Linked DNA regions of Homo sapiens: region 2 is linked to region 1. Evidence: chromatin loops called from intact Hi-C (ENCODE). Cell type or tissue: dorsolateral prefrontal cortex. All regions are shown on one strand.

The links. Peaks named below come from ENCODE experiments on the same cell type or tissue, not always from the same donor. Only the 100,000 strongest peaks of a DNase experiment are listed, where the experiment ranks them.
Region 2: a loop joins it to region 1, with 5 times the contacts of the local background. A loop is called at or near these places in 51 of 110 quality-filtered maps.

Annotation. Positions count from the first base shown.
Region 1 is chr6:56,356,002-56,364,001 of GRCh38, forward strand. It overlaps a transcript of COL21A1 not described here. Among named protein-coding and RNA genes, the nearest start is that of COL21A1, 110 kb to the left of the region's middle. In dorsolateral prefrontal cortex, CTCF peaks have their summits at 3,415 (motif pointing right) and 3,630; a DNase peak (open chromatin) is centred at 3,410; H3K4me3 peaks cover 389 bases; H3K27ac peaks cover 930 bases.
Region 2 is chr6:56,565,989-56,573,988 of GRCh38, forward strand. DST (dystonin) reads right to left here. Exons shown (of 104, transcript NM_001374736.1): 51 at 7,691-7,899; 52 at 6,759-7,076; 53 at 6,112-6,278; 54 at 3,868-4,024; 55 at 2,481-2,607. Among named protein-coding and RNA genes, the nearest start is that of DST-AS1, 270 kb to the right of the region's middle. In dorsolateral prefrontal cortex, CTCF peaks have their summits at 4,958 (motif pointing left) and 5,161; no DNase peak of the experiment used is centred here; H3K27ac peaks cover 1,992 bases.

The DNA of each region.
Region 1 (8,000 bases):
GACCTTGCTGAAGCTGGGTTTTTCAATATTTCCTGAGATTCTTTATTTTGCCTAAGCTAGTTCTAATTAAATTTCTGTCATTCATTTGTAACCAATGTAATGTATTCAAGCACAATGCCAGTTTCTAAGGACATAATAGAGACCAAGAACAGAATAATGAGTTCTGTGAAGGCAGTGAGCATAGGATGCCAGGCAGCTCATGGAAGAGGCACCCAAAAGGCTTTCCAGAAGAGATGCTATTTTGTAGGAGCTGAAGTACTATAAGGGGCTAGACTGAGATGTCTCAATCTCAGCACTATTGACATTTTGGGCCTGATCATTCCTGGTTGGGGGCGGGGACAGAGAGGCAGTGATTGTCCTGTGAACTGCGACATATTTAGCAACATCCTTGGCCTCTACCCACTATATGTCAGGGGTACTCACTCCCCTCTGCCCCCCAAAGAGACAAAAAGATATTACTTCTACCCAATGTCTTCACATTAAAAACAGAGGGCTGAGTTGCATGAAATGTGGCCAACATAAAATAATGACTGCCTTATGGAATAACAACATGATTTTCTCATAAAAGGTATCCTTTGTGGCCAGATGGTGACAACTTGCAGGCAGCTTAAATTCCTTAGGCAGTTCCTTGGCACACGCCTGGGAAAATTTGTTGACACATTCTTGTTTCGATAGGATGAATCTCTTAGCCACCATTTCCTGCTGTGAAGCACTTCTCTCTGAAGAAGCTTTTGGATCTTTGCTGAAAATAATTAAAATTTCTCCATGGAGGAGCCCTGCTGCCCAATTACAAAAATAACATCAAAAGTTCAGTCTCCACAATACTGAAGCAATCACAGCAGCTTCGATGATTTTGGTACAGGAGACAATGAAAAAAATGTTATGAAATGCATCTCTATTTGTTTTTCAGAAATCAAAACTAGAGGTCAGTTACATTTTATCAGTACTTTTACACATTCTTCAGTATTCTGTGCATTTTTTTTCTGGGCCCACTAAAGACAATATATATCATAAATTTACTTCTTTGTAAATAGGATACATACCTAATACCAGGTCCCATGAACTGAAACAATCACTCCTCATTTCTTCTAATTGCTTAGAAAGGACTAACTCAAAGCAACCATTCCTCTTGCAAAGTCTGTTCTCTGTATTCTTAAATCTTCCTTTAGTGCTATAGTTTCACTGAATAATCCGTAAATTAGAGAAAACAGTATCTACCTCACAAGGTTATAATGGAAATTAAAGAGTACCACATCATACTTCACTGATTCAAAAAATTATGTCTCCCCATGTCTGACATCTCCAAAATGGAAGTGTATCTTACAATCTACAGCATCTTACAATTGCCATCCGTAAGAGTGTAGCTGCATGTAGCTATCATCGCCTGTCCATGCACAAACTCGCTAACACTGGTAGCATGACTGGAACTCAACTTCCAGTGGAGGTGAAAGAAATACACAAGACACTACACAATGTGTGAAAGTACGCATAAAATGTAAGTGGGCTCTGATTGTGATTTCTGAAAAACAAATAAAGATGAATTCCATAACATTTTTCACCACATCCTGTACCAAAATCATCAAAGCTGCCATGATTGCTTCAGGATTGTGGAGATTGATCTGTTGATGTTATTTTTGTAATTGGGCAGCAGGGCTCTGCCACGGAGAAATTTTAATTATCTTCAGCAATGACAGAAAACAATAACAAAGTTCTCAGAACCATTTGAGAAAGGAGTTTGGGTCCTGGTTATTCTCTGGAAACCTTCTGCTGACACCTCAAGAATGCTTCACGGCATGCCAAGCCTTGCAGAAGAGGTATCAGTGGCATGGGAGATAATAGGCATCTTCTAAAAAATGCTGTGCTACCCACAGAAGACAATACTGGTAGTGAAACAAGAACCTCAACAATTCTGAGTCAGAGTGATTCAGTGAAGATAGACTGAATGCAAAAAACGTTTAGAAATACCTCAATTTCTTCGTACTTACCTTTTTATACATGCACAAGAGTGATATCTGATAAAAGAATCAATGTCTAGCTAAGCCTAATACAGCTCTTTCAATATATATACAATGACATTCTATGTGATATTAAATCATTTAGCAATATTTCAGTTGCACTTTTTTTCTAAGGGGTATATAAAATGATGATGTGTCACTTTTGATACGGTTTTAGGTTTCAGGGAATGCAATATAGAGAAGGCCAAGTGCAGTGGCTCACACCTAGTCCATTCTCAACGAGATGTAGATGTTCTTGCTGTTGTTGTTAGGACTTTTTAGTTGCCAAATCTGATTGAATCAAATCAAGCAACATTTGAAGATAATCTGAAATTTTAATATGTAAAAAAAAAACCCCAAACCAAGTTTGAGACAGACGATGTTATATTACAATTTGAACATAAATGTCCTCTCTAAACAATTGATTTCACGTCTGAATTTGAATCTTCAAACGATGATTGCAAAGTGTAATTTGATTTATATCTTCCCTTCTCCTCTTTCCCTAGATCTCTTGTCTACATGGTAAAATTCAACAGCCTAAGGAGGCAGAAAGAGAAAGAAAAATAGAAATTAAAACAACTCCAACCCACTGGTATACACAATCCATAATTCAATTCTGTATGTTTTTAAGCTTCTAGCAGTTTTGATTAAATCTTGCTGGAATTTAAATTGTATCAGAAGAAAAGTTTAGCATTAAAATATGGAATTCTACCAAACATGTCCCCAAGTCAGGAGAGATACTCAAAGAATATAAATTAAAGAAGAAAGAAAAAAGCCTAAAATCTCCAAATATTCTGGAAAAGTCACATTTATTAATATTTTAAATTGCATGAAAATGCACGTTATGGTCAAATGGATAAATAGAGCTATAGGAATATGTGTAGAAGTTTTGTCTTATCCAACAGTATAATGTGGTGTATTTTCCCTTCCCAATGGTTAAAAAAAAAATTCCATTCAACAGATGTTTGGTTAAAGCTTGGCAATTTTTCTATTTTATCAATGTCACATTTTCTATCTATAATATATTGAATAATTTTTCTCAAAACTTTCATAGAATTTAGTAAGTATTTAAACTGACTATAATTCACTTCTAAAATATAATTTCATTGTCTAAAAGTTATCATAAAATACATCAGATCATTCCACACCAAAATTACTCTGTGGAAGAATTTTTCTGATAATATTTTCTGAAAACAATTTCAAATATATGATAATTATATACTTATCCAGTAACCTTAACAAGAATGCTTCAAGTTAGACTGACACGGGATTACGATTTCCTGGAACTCTGCACCAGTCACTGGGCCCCGTGGGCTCTGTTTTGTCTCCTATAGTTTGGGGATTGGAACAGATTTCCAAGGCCCCTTCAAAATGAACTATGACTAAAACACCGTCTGTGTTGTTCAGATGATTACCCACCAGAGGGCACCAAAGCACCTCACAATACCTTTCTTCAACTCAGTTCCCTGAATCAGATCATGGAAGTAGGTGGGGGTTGGTTGGTTTGGGTTTTTTTCTGTTTATGTCCTGTAATTCGTTATTACATTAATAAAGTCACATTTCAAACCTGAAAATATGAGGCAATCGGACATCTGTTATTGATTATTCTAAAGGAGACATTTCTGAGCACATGCACAAATTTATCTTTACGAGTAATGTACCCATTTTTCAGTCATGCTTAAGATTGATATATTAATGGAGGATGGAAGATAAAGACTTCCAGTCTTGACCAAGTAGTGCATTAAATTAAACTCAGTGGTTTTGGCAGAGAGATCCTTTGCAAGATTGATGTTCTATTATGTGAGTCTGAAAAGCAAGACAAAGGAGAATTGCTGGAGTCTCTGAAGTCCTATCCGTGTCCTAGATCGAAGGAAATGAAACATATTCCTTAATCTAATTTGTGATCTTCCTTCTGCAAAGAGTCATTGCAAACTGTGGAATAATAAACTAGCAAGATATGATGTGCTCAAAACATCACTGAATAATCGTATTTGCACTGCAAATAATCACATAAATGAACATTTCTATTGACCTAAAAAGAATGACAGAGAGAGGTTTTGAAGCACTGATTCTTTTTCACAGGATTTTAAATCATTCTCCTGGAATTGGAAGTCCTTGAAGATACAATGGTGATGAGAAAGCAGAAGGCTTAGACTACTAAAAGTGACAGGGGAGTGGAGGGAGGGTCGTGTCACATCTACCACCGAATAGGTTGAGCACATAAAGAGAGTAAAGCCAGTTGCATTGTGCCATGGCATCTGTTCGACTTCACACTGATGTGATGTGGACCACTTTGAAGGTTACAATAGCAGAATTCAAAATTGCAAAGTCAGGGAGAACAGATGCTAGACTCAGGGATGTGCATGATACTGAGATTATTGCAAACCCGATGAAAGACATGAACAGGCCCTTTTATTAAATATGAGAAGAGTCTAAGCCATAATAAACACTGTGAACCTGAGGACTCAGAGTGATGATGTGGTGGCAAGAGTTAACAGAAATAGAAACCAAAATGGAAGGGGATGGAATAATGCAATAGCAACAGGTAAAAACGTTTTTGCAAAAAGTTGCCAGCATGAATTTAAAAAGGCATTGAAAAGATTTAAAACCAAAATCGTGTAGGTTGACAACACCAAATACATACGGTATCTTTCCAGGGCACCATCCCTAAAATAAGTGGAAATGTATCTAAATAACAGAAATATGATTCTATAAGTCTCAGGTAGAAAGGATGCTGGAATTATTATCAGCAACAACCCTCACCTTTTTTCTTATTTGTATTTTTAGATCTAAGAATATTGGATTTAAATATTAACCAAATAGGCTGGGCGCAGTGGCTCATGCCTGTAATCACAGCACTTTGGGAGGCCAAGGTGGGCAGATCACCTGAAGTCAGGAGTTCAAGACCAGTCTGGCCATCATGGGGAAACTCCGTCTCTACTAAAAATACGAAAATAAGCCAGGTTGTGGTGACGCGTGCCTGTAATCCCAGCTACTTAGGAGGCTGAGAATCGCTCAAACCTGGGAGGTGGAGGTTGCAGTGAGCCAAGATTGCGCCACTGCACTCCAGCCTTAGTGACAGAGCAAGACTCCGTCTCAATCAATCAATCAATCAATATTAACCAAATAAAGGGCATAAGACAGCAAGTCAGAGACTTTCGGGTTTTATGATTTGCTTGTTCTGTGGTTGGGAGAGGTAACTCAAGTTTGTTGACTCTCAGTTCTCTACACTGTAAAACGAGGATGAGACTAAACTACATCCTCAAAAGCAGAGCCAGTGGGATGTCCGTCTCCTGAGTTTCTTCCATGTCATGCTCCGTCTCATAAAAGAATAACCAGGGTATTCAGTGATCATGATTTTGTTTGCAGGTTGCACAACTATTTGCTTAATTTTATTTTTAATATTATAAACATTATTGGAAAACAAGCCTAAAGTTGGAAATAACCTAAATGCTCAGTGACAAAGGATTATTTTTCATCCTTATAATCCATTCAGTGGACTATCAGGTACCTGTTTGAAATGATGTAGAAGATTATCCAGTGGCTTAAGGAAAACACTTGGTTACTACAGGAAGATAAAGAAGCTCCAAATCAGAATAACTACAATTTTGGTTTTAAAAATAATGGCACCAAAATGGTAATAATAGGAAACTCTGGTTGGCAGAATTATTTTAAATTAGGAACGAAAGATCCAAGCATAAAAAAAAATCAAAAAGTCAAAGCAGTTATCTCTGTGGGGTTATGAGTGATGGCTGCGTATGTGCGTGTGCGTGTGTGTGTGTGGTGTGTGTGTGTGTGTTCTTTTCTACAACATAAACAACACAAAGGCAACCAATATCTCTTTAAGTAGCATTTCTACTGAAGCCTGTGTAAGGAAGCACAGCTCAAAGTGTCCATGGTTCATCCACAAGGATATCAAGCATTGTTTTCAAACAGACGTAACCTTTTCCTTTGGCTCTCTGGCTGTTTGGCCTTCCATCAGGAACAGTCACCTTCCTGGTCACTAAGAGGATATGAATCAGGTCTCCAGGTTAACTGAACACAATGAGCGCTTGCCCCTGGAAACCCTTGCCCAATCCACCCCCGACCCGTCCACCATCTCCTACTACCACAGGGGCACCCTGAAATTGCCAGATGACAAACCATTGACAAGTAGCAAGTTCAGCCAAGCTAGAGAGATACTAGCAGTATAGCAAGTGAAAAAAATTATATAAAGTATGATCTCATTTATTATATTTTAAATGTATAATCGTGTCTGAAGAAAACTCACTAAAATGTTAACCATGGTTATCTCTGTGTGGTGGGACTATGAGTGCCTTAAGTTTTCTTATTTTTGCTTAGCTCTATTTTCTAAATTTTCTACAATAAGTATGTATTATTTTTTAATTTTAAATAAAATAAGTAATTTTGCCAATTTGATCAAGCCAATAATTTGGGATCCCTGATTTATAAATAGACCAGTAGGTAAAGGACTCAATGGTTTAAAATATTGAGACTTTTACTAAATTTGTTCAAATACATTTTACTAAATTTACTCAAAGTAGCAGTGGCCCCATGTTTAAGAAACGCTGATTTTGGCTCTCCCTCTGACATCTCCTTCTCGGCCTTTCCTTCAAAGATATGCTCCTCCCCCAGTCCACTTACCATGAAGACACCTCTCTCTACTTTCCACACGGGCACAACCCCTCTCATTCCTGAATTCCTGCCAGCATTTATACACAGTCTGCCTGGATCAGCCCTCCCCACTCCCACCACCTCTACCACCTAGGCCCCTCTGTTAAGAACCTCAGCAGCCTTCTCTTGTTGCTGTGCAAGTCCCTAGCTGTTTGTGTGTTTGATCCCAGGTCCCGGGCCGGTGCGTATTTGAAAACTTTATTAATTCTTCCACTTGGCAGCAAACCCTACCCCCCACGCCCACATTGCCCCTTATATTTCCAGGGCTTATCACAATGATGCCTTTCTCCCACCTTCTTTGCAACATCTCTGCCCTGAATCTCCATCAGGGCCAGGCACTACCAAAAGCCAGAAGAGACAATCAGTAACTTCTTTGGGGCATTCTTCCTAGAAACATGAATGTTTGACATCTGTTATGCACAGCCTTCAAAATGAGTGTCCTACATATGTGCCCAAGAAATGGAGAGACAAATTGTCCTCTCTAAACTCATAAACGAATGCATGATTTTGGAGAGCAAAGCTCACTTCCTAGCCTTCTGGGAACCAGGCTTAGGCCTCGTTCTCCTAAGTGTCTCAGACAGCAGAAGCAGCAGGTCATATACACGTAATAAGTATCATGTGTATGGAGCTTTTTATTTGCAGTGATTGCACACTTATCGTCTATTTTAATCTGCACAGCCCTGTGAGGTATGTTTTCATATCTTCATTTTTCTGATCTGAAAACTGAGGCTTACAGAGGTTAAGTCACTCAGCAGAGGCCACACCACTAGGAAATGATAGAATGAGACTTGAATCCAGGTCTTTGGACTCATTTAGGTGGTCCTGTTGTGCCACAGATCACTGTGGGAGCCATTTTGAGGTCAGTCACCCTGTGGCATTACCAGGTGATTGTGTGTTTCAGAAGATTTGCTTCATCCAGAGATAAGTGAAGTTCCTAGGAGGGGCCATCAGGACTGAGAGGGAGGTATTGGGTAATATTTGTCCATTTAAACTCACCTTGGACATTTGGGGTGAGGAGATCTTATACTGAACAGGTCTGTCCTGTGTGTTTCAGGAAGCTTAGCATCACTGCTCTCTGCCTGATAAAATCTGACTGGACAACCCAAAATACCCCCCGACACATTCCCAAACAACCCCCAAGGGGACTGTGCCTTCCTTGGAAGAGAACTACTTCAGAAATCTGAGAACCTCTGATTTAAAAGCAAGAATGCCTATATTGCTAATAGGTGACAAGTCAGAACAAAAATTAGATCAATGGGCAGGTAATTACTGGGACAGACAGACCTGGACAAACTCAGAGTTTGCACTGGACAGCAAATTTGATGGCTGACA
Region 2 (8,000 bases), 210 kb after region 1:
ACACTGTGAGGGGAAAACCACCTACTCAAGCCTCAGTAATGGTGGACACCCCTCCCCTCACCAAGCTCAAGCATCCCAGGTCGACTGCAGACTGCTGTGCTGGCAGTGAGAATTTCAAGCCAGTGGATCCTAGCTTGCTGGGCTCCGTAGGGGTTGGATCTGCTGAGCTAGACCACTTAGCTCCATGGCTTCAGCCCCCTTTCCAGGGGAGTGAATGGTTCTGTCTCACTGGTGTTCCAGGTGCCACTGCAGTATAGAAAAAAAAACTCCTGCAGCTAGCTTGGTGTCCGCCCAAATGGCCACCCAGTTTTGTGCTTGAAACCCAGAGCCCTGGTGGTGCAGGCACCCGAGGGAATCTCCTGGTCTGTGAGTTGCGAAGACCATAGGAAAAGTGTAGTATCTGGGCCAGAATGCACCATTCCTCATGGCACAGTCCCTCACAGCTTCCCTTGGCTAGGCAGGGAAGTTTTCCGACCCCTTGTGCTTCCGAGGTGAGGCAACACCCCACCCTGCTTCTGCTCGCCCTCCGTGGGCTGCACCCACTGTCTAACCAGTCCCAATGAGATGAGCTGGGTACCTCAGTTGGAAATGCAGAAATCACCCGCCTTCTGCATTGATTTCACTGGGAGCTGCAGACTGGAGCTGTTCCTATTCAGCCATCTTGCCAGCCACCTCTCACTTTACTGTTAAAATTATCTTAATGATAAAGGTCCTGAAGCTCAGAAGGTGCTCAGTATATAAGTGTGTTGAACAATGCATACATGACTGACAAAAGAGCATCTGCCTTACTTAAAGATTGAAAATTGTCTGGTGCAGTTACATGGTGTTATCATGGGCTTAATGGAGGCAGAATAATTTTTTTAAATACATAAAAAAGAAGTTGAAAGTGAAAAAGAAAATAAATCGATTATTAAACTCATATTACGTCAACACTAAGAGAGAGCATGGTGGTTAGGAGTACCTAGGTCTTGCTGTATAACTTACCTAAATTTAAGCCCCAGCCTCACTAATTACTAGCCAGGTGACTGGACAAATCAATCAGCCAAACTGATGGGAATAATAATACCTAACTGTGGGAACCAAACACCACTGTGGGAACCAAAGGTCCATTGCTTAGCAAGTAGAAACTAGTCAGTAAGCAGTAAACTAACAGTTCACTTTTATTACATAACAATCTAGCATTGGTACTTTTTCATAATCAGAATATTAAAATATCAGTTAGACTTTCTCATACTAGTATCTATCGGCTATGTATCCAAAACACAAAGACATTTCTCAGATCAAAAACATAATAACAAGTCTAAACAGAAACATTAAAATATCTGAATCTTAACTTTGTCCCTTTAAAAAAAATTAAACATGATGGGATTTCAGATGGAAGTGAAAATATCCTGTAGATGCTCACTACTAATTCCTACCATGCTTGGTAGTTACCAAGAGTAAAAAAAAAAAAAAAAAAATCCCAAAGCAACAGCAACAACAACAAAAAAAACACTTGATATTTATGGCAAATATAAAGGGGACATGAAGAGCTAAAATAAATAAAGCACAGTAGAATTCCTCTTCTTAAAAAAAAAACAACAAAACTTCACACTTCAGGAAATCTGATTAGAAGAAAAAGGAGAAATCATCACACCATTATAATATGGGTAGTCCCTGAAATAGGATTAATAGAGTGGAATAAATGGTTGGCTGAGAAGGGCCCAGCTGGAACATCAGTATCACAATAGGGACAGCTGGGGGCTGGTCAGACTAGATACCCCACAGAGGATACTCAGAACTCTCAGAAAAAAGATATCAGAGCTGCCTTCTGCCCATTATTTTTTTAAAAAAACTTGTTACTGTATGTTTCAAACTAAAAACTATACCCATAACTTGCTTAAATTAATTTTAGAATCAATATTTACACATGAATCTCCCATTTTATTGAGAAAGGTGGCTCAACCATGACTTAGATTGCGATACAGATATGCCGGCTCACATACTGCATAATTGTTTTCTTTGGGAATGATGTACAGAATAAAATACGCAGGAATAAAATAACAGAGTGCCCACGCTATAGAAAAGGGCCTATTTCCTTCCCTCACTTCTTTCCCAGCTGCCCAGACTCATTTCTTTATCAAATATTATAATTAAATATTTTAAATAGAATTTCAATATCTCCATTTAATTAAGGTAAAAAGCAAACAAATTTGAATATGATCTGTTCCCTTCCCCAATATAACATTCCTTATTCTTACATATTAATTTAGCTACATTTTAAATACAGTCTAATAAAATAAAACATAAGAAGGATTTGAAATTTGATTAGTACAGATACATTCCCAGCACAGTGTGCTTACAGATGCCATGTTTCTTGTCACTTTCACTTTGTATTTCTGAGGTTATTTTATGCATTAATTTAAAAAATAACATACACAAAATTGACATGAGTAAACCTGATTCTTAGTTTTTGCCATAAATGTAAATAAAGCTCATACCTGATTTAACTGCTGCTATTGCCTTTGCAGGGGTGGTCACAGCACTTATTAAGTTACATAGTGAGATCCCACTGTTGTTTACTTTCTGAATCTCTGGTGTTTTTAAACTCCACTTTTCTTGTAATTTCTTGAGATATAAAAACACATTATTTTTCCATCTTAATATTTTCAGAGTTGCACATTATAATTCAGTTTCTTAAACATATCTTAAAGTAGTAATAATTGTAGACCCTGATTTGTGAGGGAGTCGATGAAAGAAAAAGGCACCTATTTGTTCCCACAGCCCAGGTGACTGTTATCTCAGTTAACGGTTGGGTATGTATGGCCCATTCTGCCTTCAAAGGTTTCAGAAGTGGCAAGTAAAATCCTAGCCAAAGTGGGAGTCAGGCTATTCCTGGCTGCTATGGGTTCCAAAATAACTGTCAACTGTAAGTCTGTAAAACTGTACTAGGTAAGAGACCAGTCACAAATAAAAGGTACTAGGAACAATAAAAATAAATAGGAATTCAGAACTTCATTTTACAGCATATTTTAATCCTAAAAATTTCAATTACTTTTAAAAACACACACACGGTCGGGCGAGGTGGCTCACACCTGTAATCCTAGCACTTTGGAAGGCCAAGGCAGGTGGATCATGAGGTCAGGAGATCGAGACCATCCTGGCTAACATGATGAAACCCTGTCTCTACTAAAAAAAATACAAAAAATTAGCTGGGCGTGGTGGCAGCCACCTGTAGTCCCAGCTACTAGGGAGGCTGAGGCAGGAGAATGGCGTGAACCCAGGAGGCAGAGCTTGCAGTGAGCCAAGATCACACCACTGCACTCCAGCCTGGGCAAAAGAGCAAGACTCTGTCTCGAAAAAAAAAAAAAACAAAAACACACACACACATCCACAAATTTGGAATGGGGGAAAAAAAATGCCATATTGGTCAAGGCATAAGCCTTGAGTCAGAAGACAAAAGACTTGTGCACTATTTATGCAGGAGATTCAAATAACTTCTCTTTCCAAATACTCTTTATAGTAATATATACAAGCTAGAGTAAAATGCTGAGTGAAGAGGATGTTTTGCTTAATATTATGAGAAGTGGTATAAAAAATTACTGAAACTAAGTAGAGATTTGGTAGGAAAGGAAACTTGATTACTAGAATAGTCAGCAACTCATTAATTCACCTTTTTTTAAAAAAGCAAATCCACTGAAAATTTATGTCCTTTTCCAAAAGAATTAGTTAAGCCCCATGCCATGATTTCCAAAGGTCAACAAAATATACAGTACATATATGAGGATAAAACTTAGATGATATTAGATCAAAGAAAACTACCATTAGTCTTTTAATCTTTCATTATTGACACAAATGGAAATTTAGTATTAGATAACAATGATTCACCTTAGTGTCTTCCAAAGATTTTCCTAAATCCTCTGCACCAAAAGAAGGCTGTACAATGGGAACTTTTTTTGTTGTTTCTTTTATCCATGACTTCAATGATTTAACAAGAACTTGGAAAGCATCCAACTGTTCTTGACAAGAAGTTACAGCTTCTTTTCTACATAACAAAAATCATACAAGAATTTAAGTCACAGAAAGAAGAATAAATAAATTATTATTCTCATGTCACACAATGTTAAGAAACCATCTTCCATGTACTCTAACCCTTTGATACAGGAGGAAAGGTTTCATAGGTGACAACTGAAATCAGCTAAATCAGTAGTCCCCAGCCTTTCAGGTACCAGGGACCAGTTTCGTAGAAGATAATTTTTTCCACAGGCCAGGGAGGGGGGATGGTTTTGGGATGATTAAATGCATTACATTTATTGTGTGCTTTATTTCTATTATATTTACATTGTAATATATATTAAAATAATTATGCAACTCGCCATAATGTAGAATCAATGGGAGCCTGAGCTTGTTTTCCTGAAACTAGGCAGTCCCATCTGGGGGTGATGGGAGATGGTGGCAGATCATCAGGCATTAGATTCTCATAAGGAGCATGCACCCTAGATCCCTTGCATGCAGTTCACAATAGGGTTCCTGGTCCTATGAGAATCTAATGCCTCTGACGATCTGACAGGAGGCAGAGCTCAGGCAGCAATGTGAGAGATGGAGAGCAGCTGTAAATACAGATGAAGCTTTGCTGCCACCACTCACCTCCTACTGTGCAGCCCAGTTCATAATAGGCCATAGACCAGTAGATACCTCAGGGGTTAGGGGACCCCTGAGCTAAATAACTGTTGGTCTATTTTTCAGGCAAGGTTCATTGATAAAGATAGGAGTATTCAAGAAATCTGTAGCCCATATGTAATGGCACTCTCTATAATGCTACATAAACTCTAAGAATACACAAACAGTTTGAACATTATTTACATTCAATGAGCTTTGATCTGTCCCCTTTATGTGATGCTGAATGCCGGCAGGCACAGAACCAGAAGGGAAAGGTTGACAATCACTGACATGAGGAAAACATAATGCCACCTACTGGTTTCTACACTATACTACAGTCACGTTTATGGATGGATAAACTGCTGCAGGTAGTCCAGATTCAAGTCTCCCAAAATGAGTTGAAACCTAGTGACTAGAGAATTTTCATGTGTGCCTCCCCTACAGAGACTCAGGAAACTCCCTGGTGAACTGTATGGGTCGTTCTGTATGCTCTGCACCACGGAGGCAGTGCACATGCCCAGCACATGAACAACTGTGAGGACAGTTACATCTGGCATGTGGATGACACGTACATATATGCAAGCGTGCAGAATACTGGCAGATAAGAATGCACTGCAGCTGGACTAATACTGATAACTACATTATTTTAAAGTTGGACCCATTTGAAAGAAGAAACAACCTAGAGATCACCTAAGAAAACCAAGAACATTTCTTCTACGCAATGTGAATTAAATACCATATGACAGGATGGAACATATAGCTCTGTGAGAAGTAAAGGCAGCACTCAAACATTTTAGGTAGAGAATTCTGAAGAAATAAAGAACAGTAGTTGGAAGAGAAATGACTTTTCTATGTTCTGAGGCTTTTCTACATAAACTTTAGCAAAATCCGATGTATATTCTAAACTAACGTGAGATCAGAAACACAAAAGCTCAATCACAAGGCCCTGTACAGCTTTTTAGCTCAACTTAGGTTCATTCACTTGTTTCTAATAGTGTTTTTTCACAGGTTCATATCTCATCTACTGCTCTTTAAAAAGTAAACTATTATATTAAAAAGGCCATATTGAAATTGCACATCGTTTCTGAGTTGAGCTCAGAAAGCAAAGAACCACGAGCTGTTGTTCAAGGTTATTTCTGCCTTTGCAAATAAAAATGTGATATTTGCCCTAGGCTTCAGAGACTACAGCAAGTTTAGATCATTTTCAGTAATATACCACCGCCATCGTTTTTCTTATGCAACATTTTCCACTTTTATGTAAGAAGTATTGAATTTTCCTTCTAAATGTTAAACCAAATAATGCAGTTAACTTTAATAGCAAAAAATGATCAAAATATAAAAACATCTATAAAGTAGCCCTATGCTTATTCTCAAGTTTTCAAAATTGTTTCAGTTATCTATATAAGTAAATACAAGTATCTCACTCTAATTAATATAAATAGAATAAAATATAATTTTTAAAGTGGTACTTACTTTTCTTTGATGGTATCCTCCATTTCCTTGAATTTCTTTGACAAATTATTTGTTTTTTCAAGGACCAAAGCCTTATCACTTGGTAAGCCATGGCTGGATATCTCCTTCAAGAGACTATGCAAAACTTCAAGATGTTTCTTGTGTTCTAAAAATTCAGAAGTTGATTCCTACAAAGCATTAAGATATTCAGTCAATATAAATGTTGCTAGATCTTCAAATGGCATTCCATCCAGAGGTCTGTGCGGGATCAGAATGGCTCTATTCATAATTTCACATAAGAATGAGTCTGCCTATGGCCAGTATTCTAAATATAATAAACATGCATATAGGCTATTTGAAAGGGAACACAGTAAACCTTATTTAATTTAAAATGCATTCTATATTTTGTCTCTTTGTGGCTTCTGGTACGTAAGATGATACTTATACTACCTATGATACATGTGATAAATGATATTTATTTCCAATCAATCAGCAAAGGCTTCAAGGAAAAGATAAGGTTTGAAATTCTTAAAGGAGTAAAACATAGATCTTTACTAATCTATAAGCAATTAAAATGATTGCCAATTATAATTCTGGCACTAAGTATATGAGTTTGCCCTAACTATTAATCTATCTGATTAGCCTCCTGAGTAGTAAGGGAGGCATACCTGCATATACTGAGACAATTCAGTAACATCTTTTCCTGGCACATCTACTTCAGTAAGAGCCTGAGTTTTTGTTTCTAAAAATGTCTGGAGCTTTTCTGAGAGGTTCTCAAACAGTTCTACTTTGGTTTTTAGCTCCTCCATTTTGGCAAGAGTTTCTTTGTGTTTATGACTTGCTTCTGAAAACCGAGCAGACAAGTCTTTCATTTTGGCTTGCAGTGAGGATGCAGTGGATGGATCTGTTGTTTCCATAAATTTCTTCACTTTTTCATTCATGGCATTTATACTGCTCTGACGACCTGCAATATCCTGTTCCAACATCTAAAATAAACCAAATATTGCATATCTTTTATTATGATGCTTATAAATAATGTGACAGAATTTTTTTAAATGACTATTCCTAACAACATAAGCTTGCACAACCTGTGCCTAGGAAGGTTAACAGTTGAAACTGAATGACAAGTTTGGTCTGTCCCTTGAGGAATGCCATCTTAAATCTCTCTGAGAGAGTGAAGAACAGCTGGCTAGTTGGTCGAAAGAGGCAGGAGGCTGCTGCTACTCAGCAACCCCTAGAATCTAATGGAGCCTGGGGATTAGCCATGGTCCTAATTCTTAAAAGACTAGACAAGACTGATCTGATTAACCTCATGTGCAGCTGGCTGAAACAATGATAAACAAGATAAGACTCAATGTATGCATAAGCCCTCTATAATGAATAATATTCAAGAAAAAGTACACAAAGTCCTTCCTACACTTCTTCACAGATAAACCATTTTACACACTTGATTTTGTGCAAGCATTACTTTCCACACTCATATTCAGTAAATGTCTCTTTTTTGTGTCCTTAAGTTTATCTTAAATCTAACTACACTTTGAGCTTATAAAACTGTTTTTTTAAAAAACTGAAAATGGGACTTTTTTTTAAAGTCACTTACAATGTTTTTACTGATAATATCCTGAAGAGCAGTAGAGTTTAAAGGCACTTGACCTTGTTCTTTCAGAGAACTTTCCACATTTCCCATCCAGTCCAGCATTTCATCCAAGCCATCCTGCACACTCAGTGAACGGGTCAAGGTTATCTGGAGTTTTTCATTTCGTTCATTAACAGACTTGGACAGATCCTCATATCTCCCAACAATGTCATCTACTCCAAACAGATCAGGAATATTAACCACAAAGTTCTCTTTGCCCTATCCCTTTTCAAAAACACATGAAGGTGAATCATACAATTTCCACACAAAAAAT